3 separate regions of the Homo sapiens genome follow, and regions 2 and 3 are each linked to region 1. Evidence: chromatin contacts called from ENCODE Hi-C or POLR2A ChIA-PET data. All regions are on one chromosome and are shown on one strand. The core of a region is the stretch at or near the end of the contact, and the rest is flanking DNA. Distances in the headings are between cores, read along the strand shown.

Region 1 (5,164 bases), core at 866-3,365:
ATCAGAGCACACAGTCTGCTTTACCCAGGCTCCTGATTGCACCCTTTTCCTGTTTGCCCCGAGAATACTCACCAGCAGTGCTTGTGGCTGCAGCGTTCACCCCAAGATAAATTTGCCGGGAAGTATCTTGCTTTTATTATTATTTTCACATCACTCTAGTATATCGACTTTGGAAACAAAAGACATCATTCTGTTTATAGCATTCCATTTTTAGTAGTGGTATTTCCTTTAAAAAAAAATGGTAATTCTCAGCTGGGTGTGGTGGCTCATGCCTGTAATCCTAGCACTTGGGAAAGCTGAGGCAGGCTGATCACCTGAGGCCAGGAGTTGGAGACCAGCCTGGCCAACATGGTGAAATCCCATCTCTACTAAAAATACAAAAATTAGCCAGGCGTGGTGGTAGGCACCTGTAATCCCAGCTACTTGGGAGGCCGAGGCCGGAGAATTGCTTGAACCCGGGAGGCAGAGGTTGCAGTGAGCCGAGATCGCGCCATTGCATTCCAGCCTGGACGACAGAGCAAGATTCCATCTCAAAAAATAAATAAATAAATAAAATTTAAAAAAAAATAGTAATTCTCGATCGCTGAAAATGTCAAATCCTAGAGAACACAGCATTCCTACAAGTGATGTTAACATTGTTCTTGATCAGTTGTTGGCTGAAGATTCATTTGATGAATCTGATTTTTCCAGAATAGACGACTCAGATGACTCTGTTGTTTTGCTTAGAAATAACTGCAGGAACAATTTAAAAAATTTTTTTTCTTTTTAATTTTTTTGTTTTTTGAGACGGACTCTCTCTGTTGCCCAGGCTGGAGTGCAGTGGCACGATCTCGGCTTACTGCAACCTCTGCCTCCTGGGTTCAAGTGATTCTCCAGTCTTAGCCTCCTGAGTTTAGCTGGGATTACAAGGTGCCTGCCACCACACGTGGCTAATTTTTTGTATTTTTAGTAGAGACGGTGTTTCACCAGGTTGACCAGGCTAGTCTCGAACCCCTGACCTCAAATAATTGGCCCATGTCGGCTTCCCAAAGCGCTGGGATTACAGGCGTGAGCCACCACGCCTGGCCAGTTTTTATATTTAATTTTCACACAGAGCATCCAGTCAGATTTGCTTCAGCCTCAAAGAGCGTGTTTATGTAAAATTAAGTGAGTGCTGGCAGTGAGCTGAACTTTCTAAAAGGTAAAAGGGTTAAATATTAAACTCATCCAAAAACACCTTCACAGACACACTCAGAATAATGTTTGACCGGTTACCTAGGTGCCCCATAGCCCAGTCCAGTTGACACAGAAATTTTTTTTTTTTTTTTTGAGACGGAGTCTCGCTCTGTCGCCCAGGCTGGAGTGCAGTGGCGCGATCTTGGCTCACTGCAAGCTTCGCCTCCCAGGTTCACGCCATTCTCCTGCCTCAGCCTCCCGAGTAGCTGGGACTACAGGTGCCCACCACCACACCCGGCTAATTTTTTTTTTTGTATTTTTAGTAGAGATGGGGTTTCACCGTGGTCTCAATCTCCTGACCTCGTGATCCACCCGCCTCAGCCTCCCAAAGTGCTGGGATTACAGGCATGAGCCACTGCGCCCGGCTGACACAGGAAATTAACCATCACAGTTACACAGCCATCGCCATTAATCCCAGCACATTTCATCATCCCCAAAAGAGACCCTGCCCCCATTAGCCAATCCCCATTCCCAACTCCGGGCTCTCAGCCCCTAGCCACCGCTCATCTGCCTTCGTCTCTATGAATTCACCTGTTCTAGATAGTTTGTATAAGTGGAATCGTACAGTATGTGGCCTTGGTGTCTGGCTCCTTTCACTTGGTAGAATATTTTCAAGGCTCATCCACATTGTAGCAGGTGCTGGTGCTTCATTCTTTTTCATGGCCGAATAATATTCCATCGTGGATAGACCACACTGTGTATCTCTTCATCTGCTGATGGACATTTGGGTTGTTTCTGCTTTTTGGCATAATTCTGTTGTGAAGAATTCTGCAGTGAGTGCTGGTCTACAGGTTTTTGTGTGAACATGTTTTCATTTCTCTTGGGTAATTGCAAGATCATGTGGTTTAGCCAACCAGCCTTTAAGCCATGTGTCTGCTGAGGGACCCAGGCCTGGTGGGGGTGCATTGCTGTGCTTGGCCAGCCAGGTGCTGCGAGTCCGTGTCGCAGCCATTTCTCTGTGCTGTGCTCTGAGGTTGTCTCGCCGGCACCGGGCACTGTGAGCCCCAGGAGGCCAAAGCCCCCTTTGTTTTATCTTGAGTCCAGGCCTCGCTCCATGAACTAGGATGAATGGACATTGAATCAACGCAGGGATGGGTGGGGCTGGGGTGGGGACGCAGAGTGACCCCGGGGGCCTGCAGCTGGGTCCTGGCTGCTGACTTCCAGTTTCCTTTGCCTGTTGGAGCCCAGAACAAGTCAGAAAGGGGAAATGCAAAGTTCGAGTGTCTTTTCTGTGGTAGACTGGCAGGCCTGGGTGGGTGAGCCACTTGCAGCTAGTTGCAGCGTGAGAGAGGAAGTGGGAGGGGAGGGAGAGGGTGAGTTTGGTGTAACTCACCCCTGGAAGGAGGCTGGGCTGAGGCTGGGGGAAGTGACTTTTATTTTTCTGAGAGGATTCTTCCCTGGGGCCAACTTCAAACCAAGGGAGACAAGACCTTCCTGGGGGAGGCTGGAAGTGCTGGGGCCCCCAGGTGGGCAGGTCTCCCAGGGCCAACGTCTTGGGGAAGCTATAAGTTACCATGTTTCTGGACTGTCACACACACACACACACACACACACACACACACACACACACACACACACACACGAGTAAACTGTAACACAAATGTGTGCCCATGAAAGTGCCCACTTTAAACCACCACACAGCCTGTAAAGCGAAGGCCCTGGCCCGCATCTGGGCACCCACTGCCCAGCCAGCCGGTAGGCAGTTTGCACTGTAGTCTGTTACCATCCCTCAGAGATGCAGCCGAGGAGCCCAGCTGGCTTGGAGGGCCCAGTGGGCGCAGCCTCAGGAAAGTGGTCAGGCCCGGGCCAGGCCCCTTCCCCCTCCCAGCCTTGGGAGAAATTACCATATGAATGTAGCTCCTTCCCGGAGTTCGGGCTGGAAGGGCCTGGGAGGGGACAGGCTCCCACCCCAGGAGCTTCCAGGTTCCGGCTGCTGCCTGTGTTAGCTGCGTGAGCGTGAGCGAGCCAGGGGTCACTACTGGGTGGAAGGAAGAAGCGGGCATTTCTTCCAGGAGGTCACCGTTGGAGTCCCACAGTAGGTCAACCCCAGGCCCTGGGTCCTCGGGAGGAGGAGAAAGAAGAGAAGCAGGAGGTGTGGAGGGTAGGCCAGGACCAGAAGGCACACAGGGTCGGGGCAGTGTGGGAGACCCTGGGGGCTCCCTCATTTAACCAGCTAACATCACAGCGTTCATAAGAACACGCTATTACTGCAGTTTTATTACTTTGCTCTGATTTCAGAAGGCACAACTGATGACTTTAGGGAACGGAGAATCTGAGGAAGGCCTCGCAGGAGAGGGTCAGATGCGATCGAGTAAATGTGAGCCGTCTGTAAACTGTAGAGTGCACGCACAGCACCGGTCAGCCCTGGGGTCAGTGTTCCCCTGGTGCTCAGCTCGGCCTCTGCACCTTTTAGTGCTCGGCTGGGCTCTGTGGGGGTCAGGGCTGGGTCTGGTACATTAGAGGACTTCTACCAAGCCCCTGGCAGTGTCTCAGTTACTAAATCCAGTTTGCCAGTTACTAAATCCGCTCTGCCGGTTCCCGAATCACTCTTCCGCTGGGGCCGGCCATGTCACGTCAGGCTTTTCATGCAGGACGGCAGATGGATAGACGCTGGGACCAAGTCATCCTTGGGCCGCGAGACGTCTGACCTTCTGCTGGTGTCTCAGAAGATGCTAGCTCTCCGTGGCATGTCTTCCACGCGGTGCTTGGGGACCAGTGGCCTCTAAGGGGCCCCCCTGCCTCAGCGTGGGGAGTGGCCTGGCCAAGGTCTCAGTGTCTGGTTGGAGCCAGGCATAGGCTCAGGTGTACTGGCTGGAGGCCTCCTGCCCATGGGCTCTGCCTGTCCTGTGTCCCTGGTCCTTACTGTGTCTTCTGTGTTCCTGGGAGAGACCCCAGGGGCCCTGAGCCCAGCACTGGGGTTGGGGAGTGGGCGGGGAAGAGGGTGGGGATTAGGGTCCCTGGCTGCAGAACAGCCAGGCCCCAAGTCCCCACTCCACTCCCCTCCCACCGGGCGCCTCATCCCACACTGACCATTTCCTGAAGAAAATTTCCTGAACCGGCCTCCCACCCCGGCTGTCCCAGGAAGCCCATCCATCCTTCCGCCTTAATGCTTTGTGGCTCCAGAAGGATGGTGGAAGCCGGAAATCATGAGTCTCATTCACAGGCGGCCACACACCGAAGCCGCGGAGACGCCGTGGGAAAGGACTCTGGCCAGCGCGGCCGGCACAGAGGGAGCGGTGTTACCGGGGTAGACGGGAACCGTGGCTGCCCCCATGCTGGTCTGGGAGAGACGAGGGGCCGGACGAAAGGACAGCAGACTGGCCATTCATTCATTTATTCATTCACTCATTCACAGCGTCTTACTGGGTGCTTCGGACGTGTAAGGTTTTGTGGGTAGTGAATGCGACAGACCCCAGACAGCAATCGGAGGGCCACGTGTGTAAGAACTGAGGGACCTAGGCTGGGCGTGGTGTCTCAAGCCTGTAATCTCAGCACTTTGGGAGGCAGAGGCGGGCGGATTACGAGGTCAGGAGATCGAGACCATCCTGGCTAACACGGTGAAACCCCGTTTCTACTAAAAATATAAAAAATTAGCCGGGCGTGGTGGCGGGCGCCTGTAATCCCAGCTACTCAGGAGGCTGAGGCAGGAGAATGGCGTGAACCCGGGAGGCAGAGCTTGCAGTGAGCCCAGATAGTGCCACTGCACTCCAGCCTGGGCGACAGAGTGAGACTCCATCTCAAAAAAAACAAAACAAAACAAAACAAAACAAAAACTGAGGAACCCAGTGTAGATGAGCTATCCCGGGAAAACAAGTGGGAGTTCTAGGAACAGCATGGGGAAGGGATGGTCCCGGCAGGGAGGACCTCTGTGGGTAGCCTTGTTGGAAGAGCTGAAAGGCAGCCAGAGAGGCTGTGCGTGGATGGAAGCTGAAGAGTAGGTTAGGGGCGT
Region 2 (5,164 bases), core at 1,291-3,790, 1.3 Mb after region 1:
TCGCCAGGCTGGAGTGCAGTGGCGCGATCTCGGCTCACTGCAACCTCCGCCTCCCAGGTTCAAGCAATTCTCCTGCCTTAGCCTCCTGAATAGCTGAGACTACAGGCGTGCACCACCACACCCAGCTGATTTTTTTATTTTTATTAGAGACAGAGTTTCACAATGTTGGCCAGGATGGTCTCGATCTCTTGACCTCATGATCCGGCCACCTTGGCCTCCCAAAGTGTTGGGATTACAGGCGTGAGCCACCACACCTGGCCTGTTTTGTTTTTGAGACATGGTCTCACTCTGTTGCCCAGGCAGGAGTACAGTGGCACGATCTCAGCTCACTGCAACCTCCGCCTCCCAGGTTCAAGCGATTCTAGTGACTCAGCCTCTTGAGTAGCTGGGATCACAGGCAGGCACCACCACACCCGGCTAATTTTTTTTTGTATTTTAGTAGAGATGGGTTTTCACCATGTTGCCCAAGCTGCTCTTGTACTCCTGAGCTTAAGCGATCTGCCCACCTCGACCTCCCAAAGTGCTGGGATTACAAGCATGAGCCACCATGCCCAGCCTGAAACTGAACAGTTTATCATTATAACCCAGACCAATACAATCTGTTTAATTCACAGGAAGGTGTGGTGGCTCATGCCTGTAATCCTAGTACTTTAGGAAGCCAAGGCAGGAGAATCACTTGAGGCCAGGAGTTCAAGACCAGCCTGGGTAACACAGTGAGACCCTGCTCTATTTAATTAAAAGAAAAATTATAGTTTCAAAAAAAAAATCTACTGGCCAGGAGCGGTGGCTCACGCCTGTAATCCCAGCACTTTGGGAGGCCGAGGCGGACGGATCACCTGAGGTCAGGAGTTTGAGGCCAGCCTTACCAACATGGTGAAACCCCATCTCTACTAAAAATACAAAAATCAGCAGGGCATGGTGGCGTGCGCCTGTAATTCCGCTACTCAGGAGGCTGAGGCACAAGAATTGCTTGAACCCGGGAGGCAGATGTTGCAGTGAGCCGAGATTGTGCCACTGCACTGCAGCCTGGGCGACAGAGCAAGACTCCATCTCAAAAAAAAAAAAAAAATTAAATTAAATTAAATTTTCTAAAAATCTATTTAATTCACAATTTCTTCTCGTAAGGAAACATTTTGTAGTTGGCCAGAAGACAATATATGGGTTGAGAGATCTTTCATCTTTAAAAGAAAAATTAAAAGAAAGGTAAACGACTGTTACAATTAGCCAAAATCTAACCTAAACCCCAGTCAAAACTGATACACATTTTCCCCATGCTTAAAACAGTGACAAAAACCTGTAAATCACTTTATTTGATAGAAAAGAGTTAACCTAAGTTAAGTAAATAAACCATCATTTCTTATGATGTAGCCAGTTCATAATACACAAATATGCAAAATAAAAATTTTTTTCAATCCAGCTAGTGATCAGTAGATTTAATAAGTCACCATTTTGTAACCACCAAATTCAGTTTGTTTGCTTGTTTGTTTTAAAAAAAAACTTTTAAAATGTTGATCCTCACTGAGGGCACATTTGCACTATTACAGGTACGTGTACTGATACATTGCTAAGAAAAGAGTAAATTGGTGCAGCCCTTTTGGAAAAAGTTGGCACCAGACATCAAGAATTCTAAAAATGTTTATACTCTGACATGTTCATGTCACCCTGAGAATATATCTTAAAGACCACAAAGTGTGTATAATTATGGCAACCTTATGTTCCAGATTTTCTAAGAAGGTGTTCACTGTAAATAATTGTGTTCTTTTCAATAAAGGCAAATCAGTAAGTTAGTAACTAAGTTTGAGAATAATGGAAGTCATCCATATCATAGAAAAACAAAGAAAACGGGTTCTGCATGGGGTCAAACATGCACAGAAGTGTTCTGGTTTCTGTTTGAAATGGAGAGTTGAGGAAAAAAACTCAAACTCACCACATATTAACTTTTTACAAGATGGAACTTGGTTCAATCCATTATTCCCTCCACAGTTGCTGAGCTGCCTCTGTAGGGCCCCAGGCACCATGCCTATTCTGGAGACATGGTGATGAAAAGGCAAATCTTTCTTAAATGCAACAGGCTCCTCTCCCCAGCCCGCAGCAGCACCCAGACATGCCAGTGCCCAGACCTTATTTTTCTTGTTGAATCTTCTCACCACCCACACACAGGTCTCCATGGTACAGCATGACAGCTCTTCCTATAATTCTGATATAAATCCTCCTTTTATCCAGAGTCTTTGGTCACAAACCGTAATACATACATGTGAAATGTTCCCAAATCTTGAGTAGACACTCAAGATTATGCCTGTGAGAAAACTCCTTTCCATGAAAACACAGAAGAAACTACTCTCTTTTCTTATCAAACCCCCGAAGTACCCACCAGGGCATTCGGCATGGGAAATCGGGTTAGAACTGCCGCAAGGCACTGCTCCCTCAGACAGCCCACCACCTGTGGCTGGCATAACGGCCCTGGACTTGCTGCCTGCTTTCCCTCTGTGCCACTAGGCACCCACCCCTGCAGTCACCCCAGCTCCCGAGGCATCACACCATCCACAGACCACAGGGTTAGTCCTCCTGAGGTCCCTCTGTGTGTTATGACACCACACCTAACCCGGCACAGAAACCAGGCTGAACACCCTGACAGTCTCCTGTGGCCCATGAAGATTGGGGGGGCCGCTGGGGGTTAGGGGAAGAGGAGAGATGGAAGGAAGTTACTAATTAAGAGTGATCTTGAAAGCCTCGGGTGCTAAGGGTCTTTTTTCTTTTTACCCCTGTCCTGAGTATTCCCTTATATCCTTCCCTCAAAGGCCAAAGCTAGAGACAGCAGATACGTTTTTATGCAATTGGACCTCAATGCTTCTCGAAATATGCGAATGAACAACTTTCTTGAATGTCTTACCCCACCACTCTTCCTCTACAGAGAAAGTGAAACCTCGTTTTTTTAATTCTTGCTGAAAACACTGCTATTTTAACTTGAAATTTGTTCTTTCTTGTTTTAGATAATGAATTAGTTCTACCTTTCCTGCTTTAGATAATCAATCTGGGAACTCAATGTAAAAATTACATCAAAGGCAAATAAAAAGTAAGGTATTTCAGAAGCTGAATAAGTAAAGGACATTTGCAGACGTCTCTTCCTTTTCATTTGAAAACTCACCTAAAAATTATTTTAAAATTCTCTGTTGACAACTTCCCTAATTGAAGCTAACTTCTTGAAAGGAACAAAAATAAGACATGCATTTGCTATAATGAACATGATAGACTCCAGCAACTTTCATTTTAAATGTTTATATAGAAATTATGCTTAAAGGCCAGGCACGGTGGCTCATACCTGTAATCCCAGCACTTTGGGAGGCTGAAGTGGGCAAATCACCTGAGGTCAGGAGTTTGAGATCAGCCTGGCCAACATGGTGAAACCTCGTCTCTACTAAAAATACAAAAATCAGCCGGGTGTGGTGGCACATGCCTGTAATCCCAGCTACTTGGGAAGCTGAGACAGGAGAATCACTTGAACCCAGGAGGCAGAAGTTGCAGTGAGCTAAGATCACGCCACTGCACTTCAGCCTGGGAAACAGAGTAAAACTCTGTCTCAACAACAAAAAAAAGAAATTATGCTTAAAAAGGAAGTTCATAATTGAATCACGGCAACTGCAGTCATTAGCCCCAAAATGATGACCATTACAGAGCAACAGGATGAACATACTCTCTGGAAAATCCCGCAAATACTCCCTTAAAGTGCATTATATGTGGTTTTCTGTTTACAACCCTGAACATTATTACACAGAAATATATACTGGCAACAGTACACACAAGCCAGGCGCAATGGCTCACACCTGTAATCCCGGCACTTTGGGAGGCTGAGGCGGGCAGATCATTTGAGGTCAGGAGTTCGAGACCAGCCTGGCCAACATGATGAAACCCCATCTCTACTAAAAATACAAAACAATTAGCTGAGCGTGGTAGCACACGCCTGTTGTCCCAGCTACTCAGGAGGCTGAGGCACGAGAATCGCTTGAACCCGGGAGGCAGAGGGTGCAGTAAGCCAAGATCGTGCCACTGGACTCCAGGCTGGACAACAGAGCGAGACTCTGTCTCAAAAAAAAAAAAAAAAAAAAGTACACACAGTATGCATGTTATAAAGAAAATGTATGCAAAATTTAATTTTTACGATTTTTTTCTTTTTCCTGAGCAGAATAGTATTTTCTTAAGTTAATGGTTTGTCTGGTGGGACTCCACAGTGCCATAAACAGTTTTTTTTTTTTTAAAAAAAGAAACCAATAGGCCAGGTGCAGTGGCTCACACCTGTAATCCCAGCACTTTGGGAGGCCTAGGCAGGGGGATCACCTGAGGTCGGGAGTTCGAGACCAGCCTGACCAACATGGAGAAACCCTGTCTCCAGTAAAAATACAAAATTAGCCAGGCGTGGTGACGCATGCCTGTAATCCCAGCTACTTGGGAGGCTGAGGCAGGAGAATTGCTTGAATCTGGGAGGCGGAGGTTGCGGTGAGCCGAGATCGCCCCATTGCACTCTAGCCTGGGCAACAAGAGTGAAACTCTGTCTCACAAAAAAAAAAAAATAAGGCCGGGCGCGGTGGCTCACGCCTGTAATCCCAGCACTTTGGGAGGCGGATGGATCACGAGGTCAGGAGATCGAGACCATCCTGGCTAACATGGTGAAACGCCGTCTCTACTAAAAATACAAAAATTTAGCCGGGTGTGGTGGCGGGTGCCTGTAGTCCCAGCTACTCAGGAGGCTGAGGCAGGAGATGGTGTGAACCCAGGAGGCAGAGCTGGCAGTGAGCCGAGATTGCGCCACTGCACTCTAGCCTGGGCAACAGAGCAAGACTCCGTCTCAAAAATAAATAAATAAAAATAAATAAATTAAATAAATAAACAAACCAGTAAAGATATATCCCACACAGGTGTAGTCTGAACCAAACTGTCCCTATCTAATGAATACAAAAGAGTACTGGAACTGAGAAAGCCTTTTTGTTGGTTTTTGAAATTGTCTTTAATTGGACAGAGAAACTCTAAGACTCTCTTTCTATAGCATATTATCAATGAGCTATGTTCCAAAAGTTTTTTAATACTAAAAGGTAGCCAGGAAATTACAATGCATTTCCCTCCAGAAAGAATTCTAAAGCCGGGCGCGGTGGCTCACACCTGTAATCCCAGC
Region 3 (5,164 bases), core at 1,174-3,673, 1.3 Mb after region 1:
GGAGATCAGCATAACTCAACAGTGGCTGTTGAAACTTAAAATCCTGGCTGATTTGGACTCAGTTTTCAGAGTCCTTCCCAGGAGCCACAGCAATGGCTTTCATTTGCAGAACTGACCAGGGCTAGACTAGATAACTTCTAAGGCACCTCATGGCTTTAAGAGTCTGTGATTACACTACTGTTAGTGACTCTGTCCCAGGTAATTACTTAATGGCTCCAGCCGTAACACAAAACCCATATGAATTCCCCACAAGTTAAAGTTCTTCTGAAGGTAAACAGGAGAAGATGGTGGCAGTTTTAAGAGTCCTTTTCTAAAAAGGAAATCTCGTCGGGCGCGGTGGTTCACGCCTGTAATCCCAGCACTTTGGGAGGCCGAGGTGGGCAGATCACGAGGTCAGGAGATCGAGACCATCCTAGCTAACACGGTGAAACCCCGTCTCTACTAAAAATACAAAAAATAGCCGGGAGTGGTGGCGGGCGCCTGTAGTCCCAGCTACTTGGGAGGCTGAGGCAGGAGAATGGCGTGAACCCGGGAGGCGAAGCTTGCAGTGAGCTGAGATAGTGCCACTGCACTCCAGCCTGGGCGACAGCGAGACTCCGTCTCAAAAAAAAAAAAAAAACAAAAAAAAACAAATAAAAAGGAAATCTCAGCTAGGCTGAAAACAGAAAGAAAGGCAGAGACAAGAACACTATAAATCCAGTAAAGTTGCCTTTGCAGGATTATCAAAATCCAAGGGAAAAATGAGAGATGGATACTACTAAAAATTTCCAGGAGGTCTAGCCCAGCATCTCTGATTTAACCAGCAGTAAACTGCATGCAGGTTCTGTCAGCCTGCAGCCACACACAGGTTCCTGCGAACCCTCCTGAAGCACAGGGAGGGGTGGATGAAAACGGGAATCTCTGCTGTTTCCTAGGGCCACTCCTGCTCCAACTCTACCTCCTATCTGCATCTACAGTCCCTGACTTTGTCCTCCCTTCGGCTGACCACGCTGCAGGCTGATAAAGGCTCTTAATGCCCAGACCTGTGCCTACCAAGACCTAAGATACCTGCCTTTTCTCTCCACCGATACTGACATCTTAGAAAATTCCACCTGTTGCCTTCCACATCCCTCCTGTCTAATCAGACTTTGGGTCTTGATCCCCCACAGCCAGTCCTGTGCTTTCATATTCCATAATGAAGAGAAAACTTGGGAGGCTACACAAAGACTCAGATAATGGATAAGGGTCAGCTTTCTTCAGAGGGGCAGAATCCAAGCCCTTGTTTCTATTCACCTTCATTAAGAAGAAAGGGCAGTTCTAATCCTCTGTGTAATACCGTGAGCATTCATCTCTGGTGTACTCAACAGGAAAGCCTATAAAATTCAAACCAGAGTGAATCCTCTTCAAAACTTGTCACAGCAGATGGTGATACAGGTTTCTTGCTATGATGTGTGCTTTGTACAATGCCAAACATGCTCCTGCTTAAAAATAAAGATGTAACCATTTCTGATTCTGCAAAATACAAAATCCATAAGGAAGGGAGTGAGAAATATCTAGGGGGATATGAATTGATAGTTACAGCACCTCAGGTCTTCCTGCAAACACCACAACCTGAGCAACTTGTCCAACTAGAGACTACCACAATCACATGGCACGCATTAAAACATGGGATAACCACCGGGCGCGGTGGCTCCCGCCTGTAATCCCAGCACTGTGGGAGGCCAAGACAGGTAGATCACGAGGTCAAGAGATAGAGGCCATCCTGGCCAACATGGTGAAACCCTGTCTCTACTAAAAATACAAAAATTAGCCGGGCGTGGTGGTACGTTCCTGTAGTCCCAGCTACTCGGGAGCCTGAGGCAGGAGAATCACTTGAACCCGGGAGGCAGAAGTTGCAGTGAGCCAAGATCACGCCCAGCCTGGCAACAGAGTGAGACTCCATCTCAAAAAAAAAAAAAAAAAAAAAAAAAAAAAAGGATAACATGGAAAGTTCACGTCAAGGACAGCATTTTAGAAGCAATCTGAAAATCCAGTGTCCCACTGAGGAAGCCTATACTTCATTCTATTTGGCATATTTTCCTACAAATAATACTAGTTTATACACACATGCTATCTTACAGCTTAAAATGTTTTCTCATTTCCACTTTTTTAAATTTTCCAACAAAGCTCAACTGTAACTCTGCATATTTCCTGACAATGAACTATACACTGTTCTCATCAGTTTACAGGTAAGATAAAGACTCAATGAGTACAAATAATCTACCTCGGGTACACTACCAATAGAGCCCAATTCACATTCCGGTCACCGGCTGCATCCTCAGCTCTTTTTTTTTTCTCTTACTGAAATACACAGATTCACTTCAGCTCAGCGTTTACTGAGCATCTGCCATAGGCGCAGCCTGTGCTTGGAGCTGGGATTTAAACAGCTCCAGTCCCTGGCCTGCACAGAAAGTGAAGGCCAGTGGGGACAGGCATGTAAGCCCGTAGCAGCAGCACACCCGGCCACAGCGGCCAAGTGCAGCAAGTACTCACAGAATTCCAGGCGATGCCAAGAGGCTTCAGAGGGGCCAACCTGTGAGCCAGAACTTGAAGGACCAACGGATTCCCCAGATGGACAAGAACAGAATGGTGTATACCAAGCAAGATAAAGTGTATGGAAGTGACAGAGGCCAGCAACAATGGGCACACCACAGGGCAAGGCCCAGGACACAGCAGGGCTGAACTGGCACCCTGAAGGGGGCTTAGTGTCTGCCTGTGAAGGGCCTCAGGTCCCACACCAAAGATTTTGGAATCTATCCCAAAGAGATGCCAAAGAGAGAGTTCAAAGGCAAATCAAGGCCGGGCACAGTGGTTCACGCCTGTAATCCCAGCACTTTGGGAGGCCAAGGTGGGTGGATCACATGAGGTCAGGAGTTCAACACAAGCCTGGCCAACATGGTGAAACCTCGTCTCTGCAAAAAATACAAAAATTAGCCGGGTGTGGTGGCATGCACCTGCAGTCCCAGCTACTCAGGAGGCTGAGGCAGGAGAATCGCTTGAACCCAGGAGGCAGAGGTTGCAGTGAGCCAAGATTGCACTCCAGCCTCGGCAACAGAGCGAGACTCTGTCTCAAAAAAAAAAAGGCAAATCAAGGGGGACTGACATTAACAAGATTAAATAGCTAAAAATAATAATAACTTATGGCAGTTAAGAAAATAGTGCCCAATTAATTAAACTGGTTAATTCTCACTAACACACATATACAGAATGAAAACTGACGAATGTATGTACCAATGTACCAATGTACCAGGTAAAAAAAAGCTTTTTTTTTTTTTTTTTTTTTTTTTAGAGACAAAGTCTCACTCTGTCACCCAGGCTGGAGTGCAGTGGTACGATTTCGGCTCAACGCAACCTCAGCCTCCTGGGTTCAAGCTATTCTCCTGCCTCAGCCTCCAAGTAGCTGGGATTACGGGCTCCTGCCACCACACCCGGCTAATTTTTGTATTTTTAGTAGAGACAGGGTTTCACCATGTTGGCTAGGTTGGTCTGGAACTCCTGACCTCAGGTGATCCGCCTGCCTGGGCCTCCCAAAGTGCTGGGATTATCAGTGTGAGCCATCGCGCCCAGCCAGAAAGCAATATTTTTAACCTAAAAATTGTGGGTTTGAGATTAATGCAGCAGAAGAGTCTGACTTCCTTAAAGAATATTTTCAAAAACCCCCACATACCCTTTCTTAGGCGTGTTCTTTAGGGCGTAAGTCTAGTTAAAAGCAGCTCTATGGAAAGCATAACTGACTCTTAACTTCTGCCCTCCCCTGGGATCTCAGGGACCTGCCAGAGGAAACTCCATTTGTCCCCCTCCTTTTACACCTACCTAAATGCCACTCTGTCTCTCACGGCAATGTCTAAGGGCATCTATTTTAGCAGTGGTTTAAAGGGCAACACTGCCTTCAGTCCCAGGTGACAACACAAGGAAATACCATGGGAGGGGGTAAGGGAAGCGAAGAAGCACCAGTTCTTTAAGGTTACTTGGTCAAAGCAAAGCTGTTCAGTAATTCTACCTCTAAGCTCCCGGCCCCTAACCTCATGCCCCACCCCCATCACTCCCACTGTTGATTAGGGTAGTTCATGTTGACTTTTGAAGCCTCCAGGATAAAAAGTGACTATTACACAGCACCTCCGGTGGGTCTGAAGCTAGGCTCACCCGGAAGGACCAGAAGCAAGTAAGCGTGAGGGACCATGGCCAGGCCCGGCTCACTCCTGCTGTCCCAGCATAGTCACTAGTGTCCTCTTCCACTCTCAAAAGTGTTCCCTTTGGAACTAGATCTTGGCTAGTGTGGACTCACCTTTCAGTTAGAAAAGCACCAAGCAGGCAGTTCAGCCCTGGCCTGGCACGTCCCCTCACTACTGACCCCTCTTCAGATACAGAAGTATCGTTATGGACACCTGTGCATGCTTCCCTCCCAGCGTCCCCCACGCGTGCTGCAGCTTTCAGTGTCGCCCGTGGACACTGTCCAGGATCATTTGCACTTAGAGGTGGGGCTTTCAAATGTGCTTTATAGTGAACCAGAGTGGGAAAAGCCTAAAGAGGACACCCAAGTTTTATTACAACTTTCACAAAATCCACTTGAAACATAGCCAGATATTTATTCCAAACTTAAAAATATCACACATTACCAGCTACAACCCAGTACGCATTTTACTATTTTGTCTTGCAGCATTACAACACCACCATCTGATAAGGTGCCACAATAAAATACAATAAAACACACACACATCCACAAACACAACTCCTGTGTTGACCCAGGGCTTTAAGACACAGCTCTTCAGCAGAATCTCTTGGGATTTAGAAGGCACAGCTTGTCATCCCATTACTCATAGCTCCACTGTTTACAGTACAGGTGTGGAGCAGATAAAGGAAGTTCTACAGACCCTGCCCTCCCAGGCTTCAAACAGTCCTCACCTAACAACCAAAGGGAGAAGACCACATCGTCTTTTCCCTTAGACACATTTTATTTAACAAAACAAGTACTATTTATCCCAAATCTCACTGGTTCTTTCAATCCGATCTCTAATGTCTTTACTTTTTAGTATCAGATTCTTTCTGGATATTTGTGGAATTCCCAGAAGTTCTGACCAACTGTTATTTTGATACAGGAAGTAGACACAATCACCAAGTATGAAGTGGAATCTACCAAGAAACACCC

The links. A loop is a pair of places that touch in the nucleus more often than their neighbours do. ChIA-PET counts read pairs that join two places held with the same protein, here RNA polymerase II (POLR2A). Pooled maps may share reads with other maps.
Region 2: a map with no recorded cell type shows a loop between it and region 1 (11-fold over the local background). The contact joins two enhancer-like sites. A Hi-C loop is called at or near these places in 1 of 37 single-sample maps with no recorded cell type and 3 of 50 pooled maps. POLR2A ChIA-PET finds 5 or more read pairs at or near these places in 1 of 52 experiments (activated T-cell).
Region 3: a map of OCI-LY7 shows a loop between it and region 1 (5-fold over the local background). The contact joins two enhancer-like sites. A Hi-C loop is called at or near these places in 1 of 168 maps with a recorded cell type or tissue (OCI-LY7), 1 of 37 single-sample maps with no recorded cell type and 3 of 50 pooled maps. POLR2A ChIA-PET finds 5 or more read pairs at or near these places in 1 of 52 experiments (GM12878).

The regions. Positions count from the first base shown.
Region 1 is chr17:77,463,311-77,468,474 of GRCh38, forward strand. The region is part of intron 3 of SEPTIN9 (septin 9); the gene reads left to right. Among named protein-coding and RNA genes, the nearest start is that of MIR4316, 69 kb to the left of the region's middle. RefSeq lists enhancers at 1,955-2,014, 2,615-2,744, 2,696-3,447, 3,448-4,200. Within about 2 kb of position 2,116, at least 26 of the 41 ENCODE cell types and tissues checked have a DNase peak (open chromatin) inside an H3K27ac peak, as active enhancers do.
Region 2 is chr17:78,772,576-78,777,739 of GRCh38, forward strand. All of the region lies in intron 1 of CYTH1 (cytohesin 1), which reads right to left. Among named protein-coding and RNA genes, the nearest start is that of CYTH1, 7.1 kb to the right of the region's middle. RefSeq lists an enhancer at 1,994-2,495. Within about 2 kb of position 2,541, at least 12 of the 41 ENCODE cell types and tissues checked have a DNase peak (open chromatin) inside an H3K27ac peak, as active enhancers do.
Region 3 is chr17:78,731,153-78,736,316 of GRCh38, forward strand. All of the region lies in intron 1 of CYTH1 (cytohesin 1), which reads right to left. Among named protein-coding and RNA genes, the nearest start is that of CYTH1, 49 kb to the right of the region's middle. RefSeq lists an enhancer at 2,675-2,734. Within about 2 kb of position 2,424, at least 10 of the 41 ENCODE cell types and tissues checked have a DNase peak (open chromatin) inside an H3K27ac peak, as active enhancers do.